Linked DNA regions of Homo sapiens: all the other regions are linked to region 2. Evidence: read pairs that join two places in POLR2A ChIA-PET (ENCODE). Cell type or tissue: K562. All regions are shown on one strand. Links, peaks and the distances in the headings refer to the core of each region. The heading gives the core; the rest is flanking DNA.

The links. ChIA-PET counts read pairs that join two places held together with the same protein. Peaks named below come from ENCODE experiments on the same cell type or tissue, not always from the same donor. Only the 100,000 strongest peaks of a DNase experiment are listed, where the experiment ranks them.
Region 1: POLR2A ChIA-PET joins it to region 2 with 5 read pairs; 2 of 35 experiments call an interaction of 5 or more read pairs at or near these places.
Region 3: POLR2A ChIA-PET joins it to region 2 with 5 read pairs; 1 of 35 experiments calls an interaction of 5 or more read pairs at or near these places.

The regions. Positions count from the first base shown.
Region 1 is chr22:38,542,551-38,547,416 of GRCh38, reverse strand. All of the region lies in intron 8 of DMC1 (DNA meiotic recombinase 1), which reads left to right. Among named protein-coding and RNA genes, the nearest start is that of DMC1, 25 kb to the left of the region's middle. In K562, for the core only: no CTCF peak of the experiment used is centred there; no DNase peak of the experiment used is centred there.
Region 2 is chr22:38,711,497-38,716,362 of GRCh38, reverse strand. It overlaps GTPBP1 (GTP binding protein 1), which reads right to left. Exons shown (of 12, transcript NM_004286.5): 3 at 276-456. Among named protein-coding and RNA genes, the nearest start is that of GTPBP1, 8.0 kb to the right of the region's middle. In K562, for the core only: no CTCF peak of the experiment used is centred there; a DNase peak (open chromatin) is centred at 2,307.
Region 3 is chr22:37,516,962-37,521,827 of GRCh38, reverse strand. CARD10 (caspase recruitment domain family member 10) reads left to right here and starts at 2,413. Exons shown (of 20, transcript NM_014550.4): 1 at 2,413-2,862; 2 at 3,720-3,857. The coding sequence starts at 2,628. In K562, for the core only: no CTCF peak of the experiment used is centred there; DNase peaks (open chromatin) are centred at 805 and 2,327; H3K4me3 peaks cover 1,684 bases.

The sequences.
Region 1 (4,866 bases), core at 542-4,541, 170 kb after region 2:
CTCAGTACTCACCATTGCCACTATTAGAGGCAAAGAGATGAATCTGTTTTAGTCCATCCCATTGCCTGTAAACATACTTTGTTATCAAAATTTGCACATATGTCTAGTCTCACTCCAGTGATCCCAGCACTTTGGGAGGCCAAGGCAGGAAGATCACTTGAGGCCAGGAGTTCAAGACCAGCCTGGGCAACATAGTGTCTCTACGAAATAAATTTTAAATTAGCCAGGTGTGGTTGCTATAAATCCCAGCTACTTGGAAGGCTGAGGCAGGAGGCTTATTTGAGGCCAGGAGTTCATGATTAGCCTGGGCAACATAGCAAGACTCTGTCTCTACCAAAAGAAAAAAAATCTAAAAACATTGTACATCAGCAGTTATTTAGATTTAACTATAAAGATTTTTGTTTTCTTTGTTCATTATGGTTTCTTGCATCCCAGATGTTATTTTTTCCTGTATTTTTGTTTTGCTGTAATACTTATTTCTTTCAGAAATGTAATACAGGTGGTAAACTTTGAACCTTAGTATGTCTGAAAGTGCCTTTATTTTGCTCTCACTCTTGGCTGTTAATTTGTCTGGTCACAGAGAACTTTGCATGGTATATTTCTATCTTCTTGGGTATTTGCTCCTTCCATCCCCATCTCACAGTCTTTCTGAATCATACAAATCATTTAAGGCTCTCATTTCAAGGCCTGCTTTTTCTAATCTTCCCTAATTACTCAATTTAGAAAATCTTGTCCTTCTTGACCTATTATAGAATTTACTATCTAAAATACTCACTTAGAAAACAAAACAGAGAACTGTTTGCAGAAGTCCCTTTTCAGAAATGCCAGGCATAAGAAGTCTCTGAAAGAGCCTTTTAACTTGGGGAAGGAGGGTGAAATGTCGTACAGGGCTTTAACAAGGGTGCTCAGCTGGAGTTCAGCTGGTTTCAGAAACAATTGATTAAGGATGATTCTTATCTCAGAGAGGGAAGAATTGTTCTTGCAGAGTAGCAGCCACTGTTTGGGCAATTTGGAGTTTTTTTTTTTCGAGATGGAGTTTCACTCTTGTTGCCCAGGCTGGAGTGCAATGGTGCGATCTCGGCTCACTACAACCTCCATCTCCCAGGTTCAAGCGATTCTCCTCCTCAGCCTCCCGAGTAGCTGCGATTACAGGTGCATGCCACCACACCCGGCTAATTTTGTATTTTTAGTAGAGACAGGGTTTCTCCATGTTGGTCGGGCTGGTCTCGAACTCCCGACCTCAGGTGATCCACCCACCTTGGCCTCCCAAAGTGCTGGGATTACAGGCGTGAGCCACGATGCCCGGCCTGCAATTTGGATTTTACTAAGAACAATAGGAATACTTAGGAGCTAAGTCATATGCAAGAGAGAGTGGAGAAGAACAGCTGGGTGGGGGTGCAGGGCACTGTGGCAAGGGCCACATTGGAGTGTTCTCATTCTTTCCGTGTCTCATACTTATACTGCTGTCTCTTGATAGTTTTCTTTTTATATGTTTATATTTTGCCTCCTTAATTATGTTTTAAATTTACCTAGGGCATAGGTTGTCTTAGGACTCCTTATATCCTCCATAATGCTTTGCCTTGGTAATTGATTAATATGGTAATTAATTCCATATGGTAATTGGTTAATAAATATTTATAATTGATCTGAACTTCCCTTCAGCATAAGCCCAAGTTTTTTCATTTTAAATTGTTTTGGCTGGCCGCTGTGGCTCACACCTGTAATCCTAGCACTTTGGGAGGCCGACGCGGGCGGATCACGAGGTCAGGAAATCGAGACCAACCTGGCTAACACGGTGAAACCCTGTCTCTACTAAAAATACAAAAAATTAGCCAGGCGCAGTGGTGGGCACCTGTAGTCCCAGCTACTCGGGAGGCTGAGGCAGGAGATGGTGTGAACCCGCGAGGCGGAGCTTGCAGTGAGCCGAGATAGCGCCACTGCAGTCCGGCCTGGGCGACAGAGCGAGACTCCATCTCAAAAAAAAAAAATTGTTTTGTTTTGTTTTTGGGACAGGGTCTCGCTCTGTCGCCTAGGCTGGAGTGCAATGACGTGATCATGGATCACTGCTGCCTCAACATCCAGGACTCAAGTGATCCTCCCACCTCAGCTTCTCAAGTAACTGGGACTACAGGTGCGTGCCACCATGCCCAGCTAATTTTTGTATTTTTTTGGTAGAGATAGGGTCTCACCATGTTGCCCAGGCTGGTCTCCAACTCCTGAGCTCTAGTGATCCTCCCACCTGGGCCTCCCAAAGTGCTGGGATTACAGATATAAGCCACCATGCCTGGTTTTGTTATTCCCTGTCTTTTGTATAAAAGCCATATTAACTGGGGTGAGATGATATTTCATTGTAGTTTTGATTTGCATTTCTCTGATGATCAGTGACATTGAGCACCTTTTCATATAGCTATTTGCCATTTGTATGTCTTCTGTGAACCCAGAGAATCTGAGACAGGTCTGAGTTAGTTTAGAGAGTTTATTTTGCTGCCGGGCGCAGTGGCTCATGCCTGTAATCCCAGCACTTTGGGAGGCCAAGGTGGGCAGATCACAAGGTCAGGAGATTGAGACCATCCTGGCCAACATGGTGAAACCCCGTCTCTACTAAAATACAAAAAAAAAAAAAATTAGCCGGGCATGGTGGCACGTGCCTGTAGTCCCAGCTACTCAGGAGGCTGAGGCAGGGGAATTGCTTGATTCCAGGAGGTGGAGGTTGCAGTGAGCTGAGATCGCGCCACTGCACTCCAGCCTGGGGACAGAGCAAGACTCTGTCTCAAAAAAAAAAAAAAGAAAGTTTATTTTGCCAAGATTGGGGATACGCCCGTGACACAGCCTCAGGAAGTCCTGACGACGTGTGCCCAAGGTGGTTGGGGCACAGCTTGGTTCTACACATTTTGGGAGACATGAGACATCTATCAGTATATGTAAGAAGAACATTGGTCCAGTCTGGAAAGGCGGGACAACCTGAAGCAAAGACAGGAAGACTAAGCAAAGCAAGGAGTGGGCTTCCAGGTCACAGATAGGTGAGACACAAATGGTTGCATTCTTTTGAGTTTCTGATTATCCTTTCCAAAGGAGGCAATCAGATATGCATCTATCTCAGTGAGCAGAGGAGTGACTTTGAATAGAATGAAAGGCAGGTTTGCCATAAGCAGTTTCCAGTTTGAGTTTTCCTTAGTGATTTTGGAGGCCCAAGATATTTTCCTTTCACACTTCTTTTGAGAAATGTCTTTTCAGATATTTTGCCCATTTTTAAATAAGATTATTAGATTTTTTTCCTATAGAGTAGTTTGAACTTTTTATATATTCTGGTTATTAATCCCTTGTCAGATGGATAGTTTGCAAATATTTTCTCAGCAAGGCAATTTTACTTCTATAAAAGGGTGTGACTCACTGATGGAGCAATGGCGAGAGCACATCTGAACAAGGGAGGGGAAGGGGGTTTTATTCCTGACTCAAGTAGCCCCTACTGCTGTGTCATTCCCCTATTGGCTAGGGTTGGACTGCACAGTCTAAGCTAATTCCGACTGGCTATTTTAAAGAGAGCAGGGTTATGAGTCGGAGTGGTGGAGTGAGTAGTTTGGCAGGAAGGATGGTTAGGAACAGGTGACTAAAGGTGACTCAGGTCAGAGCAGGTGACCAGGGGTGACTTAGGACAGAGCAATTGACCAGGGGAGACTCAGCATGGAGTAGATGACCAGGGGAACAGATGTAAACTACTGATTAGAACTGATGGAAAAGGTTGTTTACTGAAACTAGGGGCAAGAAAGCAAGAAGAAGGAGGAAGTTAACCTTTAAAATGGAGAACAAAGAACAGGGGAGCTGAACATACTGATACATTGGTTCCTTGGAGAGGATCTCAAAACTCATTGTACTTAACAATTTACAGGCAGCTGGGCACTATGGCTCACACCTGTAATCCCAGCACTTTGGGAGGCCGAGGTGGGTGGATCACGAGGTCAGGAGATCAAGACCATCCTGGCTAACATGGTGAAACCCCATCTCTACTAAAAATACAAAAAATTAGCCGGGCATGGTGGCGGGCACCTGTAGTCGCAGCTACTCAGGTGGCTGAGGCAGGAGAATGGCGTGAACCTGGGAGGTGGAGCTTGCAGTGAGCCGAGATCATGCCATTGCACTCCAGCCTGGGTGACAGAGCGAGACTCCGTCTCAAAAAAAAAAAAAAAAACAATTTACAGGCTAAAACCTTTGAAGAGGAATTTATTATATCCTACAGTTGACTGTGCTTGTGTGGTATTACTCAAGAAATCTTTACCCAGTCCAGTGTTCTACAGAGTTTCCCCAATGCTTCCTTTTAGTAGTTTCATAGTTTGAGGTCTTAGATTTAAGTCTTTAATCCATTTTTATTTGATTTTTGTATATGGTGAGAGATAGGGGTCTAATTTCATTCTTCTGCTTATGGATATCCCATTTTCCCAGCACCATTTACTGAAGAGACCGTCCTTTCTCCAATGTATGTTATTGGCACCTTTGTCGAAAATGAGTTCACTGTAGGTGTGTGGATTTGTTTCTGAGTTTTATATTCTGTTCCATTGGTCTATGCATCTGTTTTTATGCCCATACCGTGCTGTTTTGGATACTATAGCTCTATAGTATAATTTGAAGTCAGGTTATGTGGTTCCTTTAGTTTCGTTCTTTTTGCTCAAGATAGCTTTGGCTATTCTGGGTCTTTTGTGGTTCCATATAAATTTTAGGGTTGTTTTTCTATTTCTCTGAAGAATGTCATTGGTATTTTGATAGGAATTGCATTGATTCTGTAGATTGCTGTGTTTAGTATGGACATTTTAACAGTACTGATTCTTCCAACTCATGAACATGCAATATCTTTCTGTTTTTTGTGTGTCCTCT
Region 2 (4,866 bases), core at 531-4,530:
CTCCATGACCCTGGTTTCCAGGCTCACAGGCTGAAGGGAAAAGAAACACACCCACAGAGAATGGCCACAGAATGCACGGCTGGCCTCTCTCGTGCTCTTCCCAAAGTGACAGGGAAGTGCAGAATTAGAGCAAGGAGCCCACGTCTCCAGACACCTGGACACTCTTTCCCCGCCTCAGGAGGGGAAAGGATGGAGCTGACACGCCAAGTGCCACAGGCTCAGTCACCAACCTCTGTGAAGAATGGGGACCCCAAAATGTCCCGCGGCCTCCTCACCTGACCTCCAGGAAGTCATTGTCTCCTACTCGTTTCCGGACCAGGTAATCACGCACGCGGCCCCCAGCTTCTTGCCGTTCCCGCAGAAGGATGACATCGGCCTCTATCTGTTCCGCCATGCTCTTCACTGTGGCGTAGGAGGCCTCCATGTCAGCTTCACTCAGCCCATACTCAGTCCCATCTGGTGACAAGAGCCCAGACATCAGCAGGAGAGGGAGTCCTGACCAACCAGCCTGCCAACCAGCCAGCCAGGAACCCCACCTAACAAAGGCCACCACCCCCCGACCCCAGCACTGCAGAGGAACAGGGGTCCTCTCTACCTGAGAGAAAACCTGGGCACACACCAAGTTAAAACATGACAGTGCCACAGACCTCTCCATCAAGCAGAGCATTCGCTACTTCATTCAACAACAGCCACCGAGGCTCTCCCAGGTTTTATGCCAAGCCTCATGCTGGGTACTAGGACTACAGGTGCCCCTAGTGAGCTCACAGCCCAGTGGGGGAGGCAGACAGGAAATTAATTAATTGCAATACAGCTCAAGTGCTGCACTCTAGGACTGTGTGAAGAGAACATAAAGCACTGCCTGGGGAAGCCGAGGACAGTTCTGCAAAGGGCTGATGCCAAGCTAGGTCAACAAGTGCTGGGCCTGCAGAAGGAGGAAGGACATCCTAGCCAGAGGAACAAAGCGTGGCGTGGCAGATCATGGCAAGTTCAGGGACCAGGAAGCAGCTCAGTGTGTTGAGGAGCAGCATGGGTGACATGGAGTGTCGGGAGACTACATGAGAGGTGGAAGCAGCACAACAGACGGACAGCAGCGACACACCTTCTGCACCAGGCATTGAGACACCCGTAGGCTGAGGCAGGGGAGTAACATGATCAGATGGCTGTGGGTTAGAAAGATCTCCTGAGTAGCAGTGCCAAGTGTGCACCAGCAAGTGAGAGACCAGTAAGGGGGGAGTCCAGTTAGGAAGTAATTCTAATAATGCAGGCAAGAGATAATGACGACAGAAAGATGGAGGAAAATGGGGGAGGAACTCAGAAACATTTTAGAGATAAGATTTTTAACTGAGGTGGCTCAGGTGACATGTCCAGCAAGCAGCTGGAGAAATGAGTTTGAGCTCAGGACAAGGAAGGGAATCAGACAGAAGGCAGGACCAACCGACCAAACAGTTACTGAGCTCCTACTATATGACAACCCGTCAGCTGCTTTCCATGAGGTGCTGGATTTAATTTCCACAATCACTCCCTCAGCCTTTCCCAGCTGTCCTGTCTCTGAGAGCACCCCTGCTCCTTCCCTGGCTGGCTAACCCCTTCAGCATGTGTGACTCTCTTCCCCCGCACCAAATATTCTCCTTGTCTCTTCTTCTCTTCCTCCCACTCCAAACAAGCTCCTAAACTAAGGAAAGGAAAACCACCCCCCTTCCCTTGCCCCTGCTTATCTGCAAAGCTACCATCTCCTGTTTTTCCTTTCACCATCAAACATCTCGAGAGTCATCAACGCGTGTTGACTGTACTATCCCACCATCTACTCAATGGGAATCTGCCCACTACAGAAGAAACCGCAGTTGTCACATGCCACCAGTGGCCTTTTTTTTTTTTTTTTTTTTTGAGATGGAGTCTCACTCTGTCACCCAGGCTGGAGTGCAGTGGCACAATCCTTGCTCACAGCAACCTCTGCCTCCCAGGTTCAAGCGATTCTCCTGCCTCAGCCTCCCAGGTAGCTGGGATTACAGGCGCCCGCCATCATGCCTGGCTAAGTTTTGTATTTTCAGTAGAGACGGGGTTTCACCATGCTGGCCAGGCTGGTCTCGAACTCCTGACCTCAAGTGATCTGCCCGCCTTGGCCTCCCACCAAAGTGCTGGGATTACAGGCGTCAGCCATCATGCCTGGCCCACCAGTGGCCTTCTAAACTCTCTAATGCCCTCTTCTTGACTCCTACAGCATTCGATACTGCTGGCCACTCAGCCTTTCCCTCTTGAAGCACTTCCCTCCCACCCTGCTCACGCATCACCTGACCTCTCCTGATGTGCCTCCCCACCCCGTCCCCCGCTCTTGTCTCCTGAATGCCAGTTTTTTCCAGTAGTCTGTCAGTGGCCCTGTTCTGTTTCCTCCAAACTTTCCCCTTGGCCATCTTGTTCTATGGCTTTGGCTGTCATTTTGAAAACTATAAAAACACTCATTTCTAACACCATCCTATGCCCAGAACTCCAGACTGAATTTCCAATTGCCTGGATAACTCCTAGAAGTCTGATATCCAAACTCAACACCCAACCCAACCCTCTTTTAAACAACAGCACAGACACTAACAATGTTAATAAAGCATTTTATTTCTCACTGTAATCTTATGAGGTAGGCATTACTGTTCCCTTTTAACAGTGGGGTAAAAAGAACCTAGGGAGATCTCAGAGCTTGGGGGAGGCCATGAGTTCAGGTCTTCAGATTCCAAAACCAGAGCCTTTTCCTCTTACTGCCTGACCAGTTCCTTCTTTATTTCTGACAATGACAATACCATCTCTCTAGCCACCAGTCTCCTCAGTCCAGTCCTGATGATTCTAGCATTTTACCTTGCCTCCTTCCCTGATGTCTGCCCTTTTTGCCAATCCGCAGCCACCAGCCTGATTCAGGCTGTTATTCTACCTGAACCACCACAACAGACTCTTAACTTTTGTCTTTACAAATTCAGTCTCTATTCCCTCCAACCAACCCCTTAAGGTCCTAAATAAAGCACAACTCTGACGCCGTCACTTCAAGTCAAAGCTTATGAATGGCTCCCCAGGCCCAACTGCTTAACAGCCTCCCCATTTGTGCCGTACTCCCTCCTCACTTTCTTCTTGTAAGCTCTGTCATGGTGCAAGTGGCCCCATCACACACACAGCACTCCCCTTCCTTGTGCTGGGGTTCTCTGCAGGGTCCTAGCTCTACACCTTTGCTCATGGATTTCCTATCCTGAAAGCCCAACAGCGCACCTCCTCCTAGCAAAATCCTACTCATTCTGCCCACAAATGTCTGTGTCTCCCTTACATTTGCAATGTACTGCCTTGTGCAACAGTGTTTTGGATACACATCCTCCCCTCCCCGCACAATACATAAGCATCTTGAAAACAAGGAACATACCGCAACAATTTCCTGATGCCCCACAACCAGTGCCTTTCCTCAAATGTTTGTAAAATGTAAAACAAATGAACAAAGAGGGAGCGGTTGGGCTGAGGAGTTTCTAAATGCACGGCAAAGTGAGCTGTGAAAGCCTTCAGGGTTAGAGAAGGGTTTGCTGGGAGTGTTCCTAAGAAGGCTGGCTAAATTCTATTCAACCTCCCCTGCTCCTGTTCTTTCAGGTCCTGTTCCACACCAAGGGCTATCACCAACGTCACCTTGTCCATCAGGGCTCTCGGTCAGTCACATTACCCGTCTCCAGCATGCATCACATTCCTCACTCTGTGGAAGCCGAGACAAAGGTGGAGGAGAAAAGCTGCAGAGGTCCAATTACTAAAGGCCACATACTCAGCCATGCCAGACGCTAATCAGATTTCCATCCTGCCGGCTCATTCACTTTTCTTATATGTATTCTCCTCTTCTACAGGCTGCAAAGACTCCCTAGACTCTCAGAATAAAAGTCTAACCTCTTTGGCATGGCATTTAAGGACCCTCAGAATCTGAGCCCTGCCTTCCTCTGCCCAGCCTCTCCTCCTACCACTCAGGACCTCATACTCTCCACTCATCCTACTGGATTACTTTTGGTCCACTATATATTCCTGTCTCCAATGCCTCCATGCCTCTGTGAGAATGGTTTCCTCTGCCCATTCACTATTCCCTCCATTTACCTGGAAAATTCCTACTCATCCTTTAGAATCAATTAAAGGGCAGCTCCTCTTCACAGCCTTTCCTGACTCTTCCACAAAGACTTAGTACTCCTTGGCCGGGCACGGTGGCTCACATCTGTAATCCCAGCACTTTGAGGCTCAGGGGGATCACCTGAGGTCAGGAGTTCAAGACCAGCCTAGACAACATGGTGAAACCCCGTCTCTAATAAAAATACAAAAATTAGCCAGGCGTGGTGGCAGGTACCTGTAGTCCCAGCTACGCGGGAGGCTGAGGCAGAAGAACTGCTTGAACCCAGGAGGCAGAGGTTGCAGTGAGCCGAGATCATACCACTGCACTCCAGCCTGGATGACAGACAGAAACTCTGTCTCAAAAATAATAATAATAATTTTAAAATACTTAATACTCCTCCTATGTCCCCTGAACTTTTTTTTTTAATTGTTTTTCTTTAGAGATAGAGTCTCACTCTCGCCATCTCAGCTCACTGCAACCTCCACCTCCGGGGTTCAGGTGATTCTCATGCCTCAGCCTCCTGAGTAGTTGGGATTACAGCAGTGCACCACCACGCCCAACTAATTTTTTGCATTTTTAGTAGAGATGGGGTTTCACTATGTTAGCCAGGCTGGTCTCGAACTCCTGGCCTCAAGTGATTGGCCCACCTTGGCCTCCCAAAGTGCTGGGATTATAGGCATGAGTCTTCTTTTTCAAAGAAATCTCATGATAAATCAACTACAACCTGGGACCCTTAAAAAAATTATTACTGCAACTACTAA
Region 3 (4,866 bases), core at 542-4,541, 1.2 Mb after region 2:
GAATTTGTCCGAGTAGATGCAGCTAAGGCTGAATGTTGGTCTCCAGGGCACCCTCCACTCCTGGACTGTCTGCCTTTGTAGGTGTGGCTGGGACTACTCACCGCCTGCCTTTTGCAGACAGGGAAATGGAGACTCAAAGAAGAACAATACTCATAGCGGTGAGCCCGCGATAGAACCCAGGGCCCCTGGTACAAAGTCTAGATTCTCGGTGTCCCTGCTGTAGTCCCTGCCCGCCTTCCTGGCATAGCTATAGAGAGAAGATGAATGTAGCAGAACTCACAAGAGGACAATAATGAACATGGTACCTAATCACACGCTTGCACACTCGGTGCTATGGACGCCCGGGGACAGGGGAAAGATGAGGAGGCTCAGATGTTTGTGGGGAAGTGGGTACGCCCCTGTCTGCCTCCTGCCTGGCTTGATGCCCACAGTGGGTGGGTGTGTATGTGTGCATGTGTATGTGATGGTGCGTGTGCATGCCTGTATAATTGTACATGTGAATGTGGGAGTGTGGTACCCAAAGGAACTCTGTCGCTTCCCCTGGAATGCTGGGCACCAGGGGCACTCGGTGTACCCAGCTACCTGCCTGTTCAGACCCAGTGTGCCCTCACTTCTCTGTCCACTTATCTGCAGAGACCTCTTGGCTTCTGTGCCTTATCTTTAGGCCCTGCTTAGCTTCTCGATGAAAAAATAATTAACCATAGCCTCATTTTCCAAGGCGTCCATCCCGCTCTGCTGGCCAAGTTAAAAATATTCACGAGGAGTAGGGCTGCTGGTGGGAGGAGCTGCCGCTCTGCGTGGGAGGGCAACCAAGGCCACAGAGAGGGGAAGGACGTATTGAAAGGGAGGTCTGGTGTGTGCCTGGACTCGGGGCTTGGAGAGGACAGAGGCCAGGGGCTGGGCTCCGGCCTATTCCCATTGTGGCCTCGCTGTGTGAATTTGGGCAAGTTCCTTGCCCTCTCTGAGCTCTGCTTCCTCCTTTGTTAATTGAGGAATTTGCACTAGAATTCAGTTCTCCCAAAGCATTTCTTCTGCATGTAAACAGGTGACACCCAAAACAAAAACAAATGTACAACAAATGCAAACCAAAAAAAGGCTGTGGTTAATTAAGTTTGGAAAAGGACACCAGGATATATAAAGTTAAATCTGTTTCTTTACTGCTGGGGCTTTTTTTTTTTTTTTTTTTTTTTTTGAGGGGGAGTCTCATTCTGTTGCCCGGGCTGCTGGAGTGCAGTGGCACGATATCACTGCAACCTCCGCCTCCTGGGTTCAAGCGATTCTCGTGCCTCAGCCTCCCGAGTAGCTGGGATTACAGACGCGCACTACCACGTCTAGCTAATTTTTATATTTTTAGTAGAGATGGGGTTTCGCCATATTGGTCAGGCTGGTCTCGAACTCCTGACCTCAGGTGATCCACTCGCCTCGGTCTCCCAAAGTGTCGGGATTCCAGGCATGAGCCACCGCCCCCGGCCTTAATTTAAGCAGGGCTTTTCAGAGCCTTTATTGATTGAAACCTTAATTCTTTGGATAAGTAATACATATGTCCACGGCATCTAATTCAGAAGTTGTGGAAGGCGATTAGGGAGCTCACACCTCTTTCCTGTACCGGTTGTGCCTCCTCTGTTCCTCCCTGGCAGCAGGTACCTGGCAGCTTCTAATGCATAGCGAGACTGTATCGCATGCACCAGCAGATACCGTGTAGACTCGGCCAGTATCATGGTAAGACACCACCGGCCTCCCAGGCAGGAGCGGGAGTATGGATGGCTAGTCACAGCCCGCCCCCAGCATCTCTGGGACCAACACCTGGAGGAATACCCTTTGAGAATTGTGGGGTCCCTGGTCCTCAAGTGCCACGGGAGTTTGCGTAAGAGGGGAGTTGGCAGTGCTGCCCTGCAGGTTCAGACCCCCATCTTGCAGAAAGCCCCCATGACCTCTGCCCATTGCTGTCCCCCGCGGGGCTGTCCTGCGCTCCAGGGAAGCTCCCGCGCCCGCAGTGCATGTGGGGACCCGAGAAGGGCAAGCCCAGCTTGAGTGCCCGCGGGCTGCGCCGGGCGTGAGCGGCTAGCCCCGCACGGGCGGGCGCGCTGTGGGCGTGGGGAGGCGATGCGCGTGGCCCGGGGAAGGTGTGTCGCGGCGCGCGGGGGGTGTGAGCGCGCCTGCCCGCCCCCGCCCCGCCCAGAGGCCGGGCAGGTGTGGGCGGGCGGCCAGGACCCCGCCGAGCCGGGCTGGAGAGCCGGCGGGAAACAGGAAGCAGGGGGAGGCGCAGCCGGACGGCCGGGAGGGAGGGCGTGCAGACGGACGCGCGGGGTGGCCGGGGGCCGGACGCACGACCCGGGGCGGGCGGCAATGTGGGGAGGCCCGGGCAGCCCAGGAGGCTGCGGGGACGGGGGCGGAGCCGGGGGCGCCACGGGCACCGCCCCCCTGCGCCGGCGGAGCCGCCGCCCGAGTGCGGACCCGGGAGCCCGAGGCGACTGTAGCGTGCGGGGTGAGTCGCGGGGAGCTCGGGGCGCGCCCCCGACGGCGGGTCTGCGGACGACGCCCCGGGGGTGCTTGGCCGCACATCTAGCCCTAGGGAGCCCTGGTCGACCCCCGTGCGCCTCTTGCCCGCAGACCCTGAGGACACGGCCATGCCGGGCCGGGCGGAGGCGGGGGAGGCCGAGGAGGAGGCCGGGGCCGGCTCGGGGTCTGAGGCGGAGGAGGACGCGCTGTGGGAGCGAATCGAGGGCGTCCGGCATCGGCTGGCTCGCGCCCTGAACCCGGCCAAGCTCACGCCGTATCTGCGCCAGTGCCGGGTCATCGACGAGCAGGACGAGGAGGAGGTGCTGAGCACCTACCGCTTCCCGTGCCGCGTCAACCGCACCGGTGAGCCGCGGGTCCCGAGTGGGCCACGACCTGGGCCGGCCGTGCCCTGGGGCGCAGCGCCCACAGCCGTGTAGCGCGAAGCTAGGGCTCTGCTGCCCTGGGGCTCGGTCTCCGCATCAGTAGAGTGGGCCGGCTGGGTATGCCCACCAGCCTGCCTCCTCCCCACCCACCACTGCGCCTTGGCGGTCCGCGTTGCCCACACCGGGGTCAGAGTTTTGTCTCTTGGGGTTCTCTCCCACTTCCTGGGTCCACATTAGAGCAGAAGGTTGGATGTGGCTGCCAGGGCCGGCTGGGCCTGGGACCTCCCGGTCACAGCCGGTGGACTTGGCACCTTTCCTGCGCTCTTTGATCTCCGAGTTCTGTCTGTCCCCTCCTCTGTGCACCATACACTCCTGGGGGAGTCCTTTTTCAAGTGTCAAGATCCGTCTCAGCTTTACGTGGGTCCCCACTCCCACAGGGTGTGCCTTTGAACCAGAACTCAAAAAGGCATGATGGAATGGTCTTTAATGGTGGAATTTCAGGCATGGCCAATGGGAGAAGTATTTTCTTTGCTTCTGGGGATAGAGGGGGCTTCTCTGTGCCATTGAAAAGGCAGGCTGCATTTGCGGGCCGGCATCTGTGTCTGTGGGGGGTGTTGGGGAGCTCTGGGAGCCCAGGAGTCATGAGGGAATGTGCTCCCCTGGCTGTGGCAGAATGGCTCTCTTCTCTTCCCTGATGTGTTGGGACAGGCCCCTGTGTGTGTCACTGGCTCAAAAATCTGGGGAACGTGGGCCTGGAGCATGGTGGGGGCAGAAGCAACCAGGCACCTGGGGAGGCCTTCCCCTAGACCCTGGGTACATCCCCCCACTACTCTGTAGGGCGCCTGATGGACATCTTGCGCTGCCGTGGCAAGAGGGGCTATGAGGCCTTCCTGGAAGCCCTGGAGTTCTACTACCCCGAACACTTCACGCTGCTCACGGGCCAGGAACCCGCCCAGCGCTGCTCCATGATCCTCGGTGAGTGGATCTGCGGTGGATGCTGGCACCTCGGACTCCAGTGCACAGGCTCCTTTCCCCATCCCTGTTAGGGAGGCGCTCCCACTATGCCTGTTGAACAGTAAGGGAAACTGAGGCATGGAGAGGCTGAAGGGGCTTGCCCAGGGCCCCACGGTAGGCTGAGGGTGGGGCTGGGTGCTAGTGCCGTTATTCCAAGTTCAGAGCCACATGCTTAAGATGGCTCTTTCTTCGTGATACTGTTTTCAGACATATGTCTGACATACACAGATGTATAGTTTTTTATGTAAAAAAATACAGAGGCTCCAGGTGACTTTGAATTTTTTTTTTTTTGAGACAGTGTCTTGCTCTGTCACCAGGCTGGAGTGCAGTGGCGCGATCTCAGCTCACTGCAACCTCCGCCTCCCAGGTTCAAGCGATTCTCCTGCCTCAGCCTCCCGAGTAGCTGGGATTACAGGCATGGGCCACCACGCCCTGCTAATTTTTGTATTTTTATTTTTAATAGAGATGGGGTTTCATCATGTTGGCCAGGATGGTCTTGATTTCCTGACCTTGTGATCCGCCTGCCTCGGCCTCCCAGAGTGCTGGGATTACAGGCGTGAGCCACTGCGCCTAGCTGAATTTTTTTATATAAAAAACACAAACACATACACACACGCACACACGCCTACGTGTGTATTTTGCTTTTTCTTAGAACAACTGATTTTAGTGATTCTTTCACCTCTGTTACATACACTTGTTTTAAGTGACTGCATACTGTTCATTAGTGAAGTTAGGACATAATTCATTTAACCCATTTCCAGTTGATGGATACCTAGGTTTCCAGTTTTGTATTATTACAACGATACGGGAACATCCTTGTATGTGCGTCTTTGTGCAAATGTGTCTCAGGCGAAGAGGTTCTGAGAAGAATTTCTCAAAGAGTCTGTGTATTTTAACTGTTAAATCAACATACCTCCTACCAGGAATGTGTAAGGGCCCATTTGAATCCTGGGGATCATGTTTAAACGTT